Linked DNA regions of Homo sapiens: region 2 is linked to region 1. Evidence: read pairs that join two places in POLR2A ChIA-PET (ENCODE). Cell type or tissue: Caco-2. All regions are shown on one strand. Links, peaks and the distances in the headings refer to the core of each region. The heading gives the core; the rest is flanking DNA.

Region 1 (5,376 bases), core at 165-5,164:
GAGAGGCCCCTGCTTGGAGAAGCTTTCCATCCAACAGATGTGGATGCTACCTATGCCACCAGTGTCAAACATAACTTCAGGATCACAGAAGAGGCCGAGAGTGCTAAAAGGTCACGCTGGAATGAAGCATATGAGGTAATATTAAGAGAAGTAGCGAGAGTCGGTGCTAGGGTCTGAATGTCTGTGTCTCTCCCGAAATTCAGACATTGAAACCTAATCCTCAAGGTGATGGTATTAGGAAGTGGGGAATTTGGGAGGTGATTAAGTCATGAGGGCAGGGGTCTTGTGAATGGGATGAGCATCCTTATAAAAGAGACCCCAGAGAGCTGCCTGGTCCCTTCCACCAGGTGAGAACATAGCAAGAAGCTACCATCTGTGCACCAGGAAATGGGCCCTCACAAGACATCAAATCTGCCAGCCACCTCAATGGTGGGCTTTCCAGCCTCCAGAACTGTGAGAAATAAATTTCTGTTTTTATAAGCCACCTGGTTTATGGTATTTTGTTACAGCAACCTAAACAGACTAAGACAATTGGCAAGATCAGATGTATTTGGCAAAGATTTGCATAGACTAGAGTCCCGCTGTGTGGCTGGAGCAAGGGAAGCTTGCGCTGTGCCTCAGGTTGATCCAGTCCTTACCTTGTGGCCTTGCCCGATCCTCACAGCACCCCTCGGTGGTGAGAATGATTATCTCCATTCTATGGATGAGGATATGGATAACCAGAGAGGTTAAGTGAACAGCCTCAGATCACACAGCCAATTCAAGTCAGGGCTGCTGCAGAGAGCCTGAAACAGGGGGATCCTGGGAGGGAAGGAAGAGCATGCATCCTCTCACCCAAAACAGATGTCTGGCTGAGTTCCAAAAGCAAAAGTACTCTGAGTGGGTCCCACCCCTGATGGGGAAGGCAGCCCCCTGGCCACCAGCCTGGGGAGGCCACACAGTTGCTGCTATCCCATGGGCAGCTGGCCCCTTCCTCCCACAAACAGCAGCACCTGCTCACCAGATCACCAGGCAGAGGCAAGATGAATGTTCGCAGCACCACGTCCTGCTGAAGCTCTACACAAACACAGCACCCATGGCAACCAAACAGAGGGCAAACACAGGAGCAGGAATGCCGCTGTGAGAACAAGGCCCAGGAGTGACAGCCACGAGCCACCCACTTTATGGGCACTTACTAAGTGCCAGGCGCCACATCAAGGATTAAATACCTTATTTAATCATCGATGCAGCCTGATGAGGAATGTGCCATTGCTGCCCGCTTTAACAACAACGAAACAGACATGAGCAGAGTTGATGGAAGCTGTGTAAGGAGAGAACCAAAGGCTCTGTCTGAGCCCGGGTGTCTGATGCCACAACCCAGCCACAATCTCCATGCTACCATTTCCCCTGACAGACACCGAAGTAACACAGCCCCTCGGGAGAGCTGGGCCCCCAAGTTAGGGACAGGTAAATGGCGACACAGAATATAAGCTCCTCCAAGGCAGGAATTTTGTGTTTTGCTCATTGATGGGAAGCAAGCTTCTACAATAGTGCCAGGCAGGTGGATGACTTTGAATAAGTATTTGTTGGCCAGGGGCGGTGGCTCACACTTGAAATCCTTGCACTTTGGGAGGCTGAGGCAGGTGGGTTGCTTGAGCCCAGGGGATTGAGACCAGCCTGGGCAGCATGGTGAAACCCTGTCTCTACAAAAAATACACACAAAAAAATTAACCAAGCATGGTGGCGGTTGCCTGTAGTCCCAGCTGCTTGGGAGTCTGAGGTGGGAGATCTCCTGAGCCCGGGAGGTCATGGATGTGGTGGGCCATGATCACGTCACTGCACTCCAGCCTAGGTGACAAAGACCCTGTCTTAAAACAAAATTGTATTTGCTAAGGAAAATCAAGATCCAGAAAGCCACCCTGAGATGTAAACGCTCAATTGGTCAAGTGACTTGATCTCACACATTAGCCTCGCAGTTTGAAATTCAGATTTTTCCTTACTAAGGCCTAATAGTAAAGTCCCTTAAAAATGTCATTTTAAATATAGTATAATTGGTCAAGGAACCACATCTTTAGCTCTGTTCTTATTCCACACGGGAGAAGGTTAGGGGAGGAAAGTGACACATTTATTGTCCTAGAAAGCCGCTGGCCCGAGAAGGACTTTGACCCCAGCACCTTCCTCAGCCAGCCACACAGGCTCACCCTGGGTCATCTCATTTAATATTCAATAATGCAACCCCTGCTTTAATGACATGGAATTTTGGGTTCTCATTTACTGTATGATGGTGGGATTTTCCATGTCGCCATGTGTCGCAGATGTTTCGTTTCCATGTAAACAATCACCCACATATTGCATCTACTCATGACAAAGCCAGTGGCCCTCAGAGGCTTTCCATGGTTTCTGCCCACAGCCCCAGGGGTCAGCCCTGACCTCCCCTGCTCAGGTATGTCCTGGTGACAGCAAGTGTAGAATCTGCTGGAAATAATAAATACTATGAAGCAGCAGAGAGGGTTTCTGCCACACTGGCGTTTTATTAGACCTGCAGGATCTGTCAAGTGCGTCTGTTTTGCTCTCTAGATAAATGTGGAGCCAAAGGGTGTTTTTCTGACCGTGAATTCTTGGCATTTGTTCAGGCTTCTAAATAAGCAAAGTGAACACTGCCAGTCTCCTCTGGCACTGCTCGGGACCATTTAATGAATAATAGGATCATGGATGGGACCTGATGCAGGGGCTTCCAAACTTTGCAGGCAGTGGAACCCTTCTTTCCCTTACCCTGAAGTCCATCATTGTATTATAGTATCACATCATATGTATTACATCATCTTATAGAGCTGGCAGTTCTGTGGATGAAGCCAGGTGGCATCTGGAGATTCTCCGTCTGAGCCCTCCTTAGCCTTCCTTCCTCTAGCCCTGGGCCACGGCTTCTCTGGAATATCCGGGGCCTCAGTGAGCACATTTCCAGAAAACTGGTCTAATCCAACCCCTTCATTACAATGGTGGTAAACAAAGGGCCCCAGAGGCCAAGAAACTCAGCCAGGATCACACAGTGAATTCATGACCAAGCTGGGGCCAGCACCACGTCCCCGACTCAGGAGACAGTGCTCTCTGTATAGTCCATCACCAGTCCAAACCTGCTTTGTTTCTAACCTGCGGCGCTGGGAAACACACCTGCCTGGGACAAGTGCCTGGAAAGAATGCAGCTTGCCCTGGCCAGAAGGCTCCCGGCAGGTCTTGTGCAAGTGGGTACATGCAAATGATCGCACCTGGCTTACCTGTGAAATGTGTAGATTGTCAGAAAGACAGCTTGCATGTAAAACCTGAATTCCAGGGTTGACTGCCCCACCCCCAAACCCATCCTGGTTTAGATGTAAGAACCTCTCACAGGCAACAAAGCTCTCCCTGGCTGGCCTGACTTCCCACCTCTCAGTGAACATTTTTTCTTCCAAATGTGTTCTTTAATGCTCTCCTTCCTTTCCTCCGCAAAAAACAAACTCAAAACCTTCTGTTTCAGCCGTTTATTTACTGGAGGCAGATCAGAGATGCACCTCGCAAAAATGACACCATGAAAGTCGAGTTAGAACCGGGAAGAGCTTATTCAGTACCAGGGCCTGTGTTCACCAGGGCAGCCCCTCATGGAGGCCCTGGCGTCCTCATCATCTCGAAGCTCCCTCCCAGCTTCAGCATGCTAAGAGCCTAAAAGAAATTGGAAACAAACCAGTTGCCCTCTGTCCAGGTGGAGGAGTCCCTCTCTGGCCAGGAAACAGGTGCCACCCATGAGCCCCCAGCCCTGCTGCAGGGGCAAATGAGCTCTTGGAAGAATAAGTGCTATGACTGATACAAAAACACAACAGAAATGCCTCCAATCCCCACAGAGTTTGTGGTTTATCCTCTGCCTCCTACACTAAAATGTCAACTCTTTGAGGAAGGCATTGTGTCCCACAGAGCACACCTATTTCAGTAGTCTTTTATTTTCTTCACCTTCTCAGTTACCTTTCTCGTTAGCTTTAACTACTTTAGGAAAGCTGGCCAGATACAGCTGGGCCCTAGCATTTGTTCTGATCCCCCTCTCCTGTCCACCTTGTCTCAGCTGATAGCCTGGTGCCAAGGCCTGAAATGGGAAGCTCCTTCTCCCTCCCTACACCCTCCTTCTCCCTCCCTCCCACACCCTTCCCTTTCTCTCCCTGCACCCCTTCTCTTCCCTTTTGCAATCTTCTCCTCCCTCCTGTATGCCTCTCCCTCCCTCCCTCACCCCTATCCGCTCCCCATTCCTCCAGCACCATTACCTCTCCCCCTTCCTCCTTGCACCCTTCTTCTCCCTCCAGCACCCCTCCCCTCCTCCCTCCTGCACTCCTCCCCATCTCTGTATCTCCCCCCTCCCTCCCCCCTTCCCCCTTCACCCCTCTCCCTCCCTTCCTTCCTGCACCCCTCACCCGTGCTTGGAGGAAAGTCACATGGGGTCTTTGGCTGGAACACTCAGTGGCGCTCAGAAATCCTAAACACTGTGGGCTCTGCAGCGCCTGCCAGAGAGAACAGGGAGTCCTCTCGGAGGCCAGACTCAAAGCAAGCAAGATGGAAGAAGCCTTATTAGGTCATCCAGCTAGAGCAAGGGATGAGCCTCTTTCTTCTGCTCCCCAGCCCACAAGAAACGCCTGATCTGGCCATCTTTGTCCCTCTATTTGCTACTAACTCCCCTTTGGGAATGTGCCCTCCTCCCAGTGACCCACAGTCCTTCTCTGGCTGCATCTTGTCCTTCTCCAGACCTGGAAAGGAAACCCAGGGAATGACTTCTGCCCCAGAGCCTGAATCCTCTTTGTTCCCATCCTCCTGACCTCCCTTGCGTTATCTCCAGCACTTAGCACCTTTTACCTTCCATGTGGCTACTTTATTTGTTAGGTTTGTGGTTTATCCCCTGCCTCCTATGCTAAAAAGTAAACTCCTTGAGGAAGGCATTGTGTCCATTTGGGTCAGGCGTGTATCTTAAGTGCAGTTTCCATAAATATTTATTGAATGAACTTCTTAGGCACTAAGATAACCTTCAATGCATATTCTCTCACCCCCTACCCTGTGCTGCTGCTTCTCAGCTCTTCCTGCACATAGAGCCATTTATATGACATGCCGTGTGGAAGGACGGTATCCTTGTCATTTCCTAACTCATTCTATCTGGAGGGCAACAGCTCCCTTCATCTTCTTGGAGCAGGTGAACTGATCTGAGCAAACCCTGCACTCAATTTCCCCATGCCATGAGCAGGTGAATTTCCAAAGGCTACTAACAACTGTCAGAACTCAAGGGGCTAAGAAAGCATCAGCAAGCCAGCAATGAACAATACAGCCCAGCAATTCTGACAGCCCCCAGTGCCGCTGTGACCCTGGCCTTGCCTTGACCTCTTCACCCAGCTT
Region 2 (5,376 bases), core at 300-5,299, 140 kb after region 1:
GTGTTGAGAGTTTGCACCAGGGACAGCTCAGAGAACAGCTGCGTGGGGACAGGAACTATCTGGGTGAGCAGATTGTCCACAGATAATTCAAAGTCATCAAAGGTCAAAGGTCTGTGAGCTGTGCTTGTTTAGGGATTCATTTTCAGTGTCTCTGTAATAAGTTTTGAACTGATGGCTGTTAGGGTTTCCAAAGGACAGAACCTTGCCTTCTTTATGAAATGGAATAATTTTATTGATAATTTCTACATCTGATAAACCTCGTGAACGTGTGATCTGAGCTAACTTCCTGATACTGGCTGCAGCTTTGCTCAGTATCCAGGGAGTAGCTGAGTGAGCTCAGAAACACAGAGCCCGTGGCTGCTCTGTGGGTCCATGCAGTTGTTAATCTCACGCAGAACCCAGCGGGGAGGTCAGTGTGGATGGTTTTTGTCTTAGATCCAGTGAGACATATAAATGCTGTAAGACTCTGGTTGCACTGTTGAATGTGGATTTTTTTTCTTTGAATATTTTTTTCTTATTTTGATGGAACATTTATTCAAAATGTAGCACCTCCTCTGTCCTTTATGAAGTTATAGTATGGGACAGTTCATTGTGACACACTTTTAAAGCTCTTTACTTTTTTTTTTTTTTTTTTTTTTGGAGATGGAGTCTCGCTCTATTACCCAGGCTGGAGTGCAGTGGTGTGACCTCAGCTCACTGCAATCTCCACCTCCCGGGTTCAAGTGATTCTCCTGCCTCAGCCTCCCGAGTACCTGGGATTACAGGCACCTGCCACCACGCCCGGCTAATTTTTGTTTATTTTAGTAGAAATGGGGTTTCACCGTTTTGGCCAGGCTGGTCTCGAACTCCTGACCTCAGGTGATCCATCTGCCTCGGCCTCCCAAAGTGCTGGGATTACAGGCGTGAGCCACCGCGCCCAGCCTATAGCTCTTTACTTTTTAACATGCCACCATATCTTGTCTGACATGAGATTATTCATTTAGAAACATTTTATTTGGTCTTCCAAATACATTAGAATGTCAGCCACAAAAGATAGCTTGGGGCCTTATAATTGAACCATTTACTTATAAGATTTCAAGTGTCAAGTTGCAATAATTTTCTGCAAAACATAAGTAACTATTTTATGAATATGTATTTGTGATGAATGATTTCCTACACAAATGAAGAATCTATTTTAATAGAAAATGGTAACTGGATATATTACTAGATACAATTTTTTTTATTTCCCTATTTTCAGTTTCAATAGGGAAAATTAAAATTTTCCCTGTTACTTCCTTATTTTATTTCCCTATTTCAATGAATGAAATCATAGGCAACTCTAAGTCTCTTGAGGAAACTTGGGCGTTATACATCTCTCTCTTCTCCCAAACTCAAACTAGCTTAAGCAAAACATGGAATTTGTTGACATGAATAATAGGAAAATCCAATGATGAAGCTGGCTGCAGATGGAACTCAAGAGTTTTTTGGGTATTGGCCTTATTCTCTCTTGGAGTACAGGGGCCTGAGAGGTGGCCCCTGGAAGCTTTTCCAGCTTCAACCCAAAAAGAAAAAAGAGAGACCATCTTTCTTCTAGTGCTACTAAATCAGGTCTTGTGGAAGGAATCTCTTTGGCTGTGGACAGAGGAGTGGGTCTGTGCATGGTCTATTTTTGCAGTGAGGGGTGGGTGGGGTATGGTTATAAGGAGAGAGGAAGAATTTCCAGATGAATAGAGGGGTATAATGCAGGCAAAAGCCATACATGTCCACTGTAACATGCAAATATGATCCATACCTGTGTGCACACTTCAGCCCTGCATCAGCTCAAACACAGGCGGCAGGGCTGGAGCGTGGAGAGGAAGGTGGCCCTACCAGCTGGGTCTACAGCTTGTCTCCTTCCTTCTGAGAACAGTCAGGTGAGCCTTGAAGCGATGGGCTAAGGTGCAGTGCTTCTCAAGCTTGTTTTTGTTAATACTCAAATAACCAAGAGGACTGAAATCGTGATTGCAGGTGGGGGTAGGGGTGCCACAGGTAACTCCTGGCTCACATAAAGAATGGAAATAGTGGCCAGGCGCAGTGACTCACGCCTGTAATCCCAGCACTTTGGGAGGCCGAGGCAGGCGGATCATGAGGTCAGGAGATTGAGACCATCCTGGCTAACACAGTGGTGAAACCCCGTCTCTACTAAAAATACAAAAAACTAGTCGGGTGTGGTGGCGGGCGCCTGTAGTCCCAGCTACTCAGGAGGCTGAGGCAGGAGAATGGTGTGAACCCGGGAGGCGGAGCTTGCAGTGAGCTGAGATCGCACTACTGCACTCCAGGCTGGGCGACAGAGCATATCTCCATCTCCAAAAAAAAAAAAAAAAAAAGGAAATAGTAAGAATTTCTTCTCTGTGTTATAAGCTATGGGAGGGGAGTCACTGAGCAGTGTGCCCAAAATTTTTCCTGTGTGACATTTTCAGGCTGTAGTGGGTGGAAAGATTTTGTAAATGTATCTTCTTGGTGAGAGGGTGTCCTCTGAATCTGCTGGTAGGTTGGAGTGTTTGCAGGGAAATGTTCATCAAAGGGCTTGCTCTGTGAAGAATGTGACTTAGGATGATCTTTATTTTACGTGCATTCCATCATATGTAAACAAAGTTAGGGTCTCAACATTCCCACTAGCACCTTCAGCCAACTCCCAAGCTTCTGTCTCAGCAAAGCGTTTGCTGTAGAAGCCTACACTTTGAACCCATCCTTATTTTAGGTGAAATCATTTATTTCGTCTATGTTTTTACTCTCTAGTGTGTCATATCTTACTTTTTCACTTCTTGAAGAAAAAAACCAATTCTGTCCTGAGTTTGGAAACCTTTCCTTGGTAAGCCAGGGCCCATTTGTGTAGAGTAAGCTTTTCAAATCACTTTACAGTTCCTTCCACATTTGTTGAAAGGGAGAGTTTAGAATACAAATCACTGTTCAGTAGCCAACTGTGTTACCAGCCCATCAATGCCCTGAGGACACTGCATAGCAGACATTCTCCCGCTGGTGCCTTCAGGTGCCCGGAGGCCTGGGCCTGAACTGGCCTTCCACACTCTTGGCTGGAGATGTGGCTCCATCTGGCTTCACCTTCAGTGCCTCCTAACTCGTCAGTAACACTCAGTAAAGAATTGAGCAGAACTTACTGAAAAAGCAAAACGTCTTTGTGAGTTTTTATGGCTTCAGCGTGTCCTGAGCTATCTTTAAAAATAGAGCAACTTGGGCTGGGCATGGCGGCTCACACCTGTAATCCCAGCACTTTTGGAGGCCAAGGAGGGTGGATCATCTGAGGTCAGGAGTTGAAGACCAGCCTGGCCAACATGGCGAAACCCCATCTCTACTAAAAAATACAAAAATTAGCCTGGTGTGGTGGTGCACGCCTGTAATCCCAGCTACTCAGGAGGCTGAGGTGAGAGAATTGCTTGAACCCAGGGAGGCAGAGGTTGCAGTGAGCCAAGATTGCACTGCATTTCAGCCTGGGTGACAGAGCGAGACTCCATCTCAAAAAAACAAAACACAAGCAAACAAAAAGAGGTGGTCATGGTGATGCATGCCAGTAGTTCCAGCTACTTGAGAGGCTGAGGCAAGAGGATTGCTTGAACCCAGGAGTTGGAGGCTTCAGTGAGCTATGATCACACACTGCATTCTAGCCTGGGCAACAGAGCAAGACCCTGTCTCTAAAAAAAATAAAAAATAACATACAGCAACCAAACAGCAGTTCAGTTATTAAAATCTGTTCATGTATTCAGCTATTAGACAAAGACAAGGACCGAGTTAGATCCAGCCTGTGGACCAGTTGTTCCAATTTGTCTCTGAGCACACTGAAATACAGTTTTATAGTGTCATTCGATGAGGGTGCTTTATGCAGCCCGCCGGCTCCTTTTTGCTGGAAACAGGTGTAGTCACAGCCGGAGGGAGATTCACTGCAGAGTCACCAGTTGTGTAGTTTTTCCATTCATCTTGATTCTGAAAAGAGCTTAAAGACAACTTTAAGCAATTGTTACTTTGTTTGTATGCATCTGCTTCCTAAGGTCTATACCTAGCGCCTAGACTTCTTTTTAGATACAAAATGTGTGATTTATTTTCCTTCAAAATTTGCTTCTTTTTTTTTTTTTTCCTGGAGTAATATGACTCATGCAGCAGGGTTTTATTTTATTTTATTTTTATTTTTATTTTTTTTAGATTATAAAAACTTCCTCTTTAATCAAGGCTTTTAACATGAACAGATTTCTTGAATAAAATGGAAAGTTTCCAGTACACTGAAACATAAATCCACAAGTCACCATACATACAACACCCGGCAGGAAAAAACAAAAACAGCAAGTTTACATGATCCCTGTAACAGCCATGGTCTCAAACTCAGATGCTTCCTCCATCTGCCAAGTGTGTTCTGGATACAGAGCACATCGTGGCTTCTGGGGTCACACTCAGCTTAGGCTGTGGGTCCACAGAGCACTCATCTGGCTGGGCTATGGTGGTGGTGGCTCTACTCAAGAAGCAAAGCAGTTACCAGCACATTCAAACAGTGTATTGAACATCTTTTAAATATCAAAGTGAGAAACAAGAAGGCAACATAATAATGTTATCAGAAAGATGTTAGAAAGTAAGGACAGCTGTGTAAAGCTTGAGGCTGAAAAGTAGCTTGCCAGCTTCATTTCTTTGGTTTCTTGGGTAGTGGGCGCCGGAACAGCAAGATGTGAGGTTCTGGTTCATGGATCATATAATGGACCCATCCCTGACTCTGCTGAACGCCAAGATTCCTCCATTCAGATTCAGACATCAGATGGGTTTTAGGGACCAGCTTGGCTATGTCCTTGGGCAGCATGACATGTCGATACTCAAACTCCTTGTCATCGTATTTGTCCGAATAGTAAATTTGTTTGTGCGACATAAATGATTTAACTTTTATTCTGAAAAGCCTCCTGAATATTTATATCCCTAGAACGATACATAAGAATTGATCATCTTTCCTTATGGGAGGACTTTTTTTTGTTGTTGTTGTTGTTTTCTTTTTAATTTTATTTTTTTTTTAATTGATCATTCTTGGGTGTTTCTCACAGAGGGGGATTTGGCAGGGTCATAGGACACTAGTGGAGGGAAGGTCAGCAGACAAACAAGTGAACAAAGGTCTCTGGTTTTCCTAGGCAGAGTGTTTGTGTCCCTGGGTACTTGAGATTAGGGAGTGGTGATGACTCTTAAGGAGCCTGCTGCCTTCAAGCATCTGTTTAACAAAGCACATCTTGCACCGCCCTTAATCCATTTAACCCTGAGTGGACACAGCACATATTTCAGAGAGCACAGGGTTGGGGGTAAGGTCATAGATCAACAAGATCCCAAGGCAGAAGAATTTTTCTTAGTACAGAACAAAATGAAAAGTCTCCCATGTCT

Evidence for each region. Peaks named below come from ENCODE experiments on the same cell type or tissue, not always from the same donor. Only the 100,000 strongest peaks of a DNase experiment are listed, where the experiment ranks them.
Region 2: POLR2A ChIA-PET joins it to region 1 with 6 read pairs; 1 of 35 experiments calls an interaction of 5 or more read pairs at or near these places.

The regions. Positions count from the first base shown.
Region 1 is chr10:29,837,850-29,843,225 of GRCh38, reverse strand. LOC102724333 (a long non-coding RNA gene) reads right to left here and starts at 4,486. Exons shown (of 2, transcript XR_428684.2): 1 at 4,410-4,486; 2 at 3,480-3,672. It overlaps LOC107984172 (a long non-coding RNA gene), which reads left to right. Exons shown (of 2, transcript XR_001747287.2): 1 at 1-135; 2 at 348-484. In Caco-2, for the core only: no CTCF peak of the experiment used is centred there; DNase peaks (open chromatin) are centred at 1,065, 2,142 and 3,245.
Region 2 is chr10:29,697,438-29,702,813 of GRCh38, reverse strand. It overlaps a transcript of SVIL not described here and the pseudogene CKS1BP2. Among named protein-coding and RNA genes, the nearest start is that of SVIL, 65 kb to the right of the region's middle. In Caco-2, for the core only: no CTCF peak of the experiment used is centred there; a DNase peak (open chromatin) is centred at 3,003.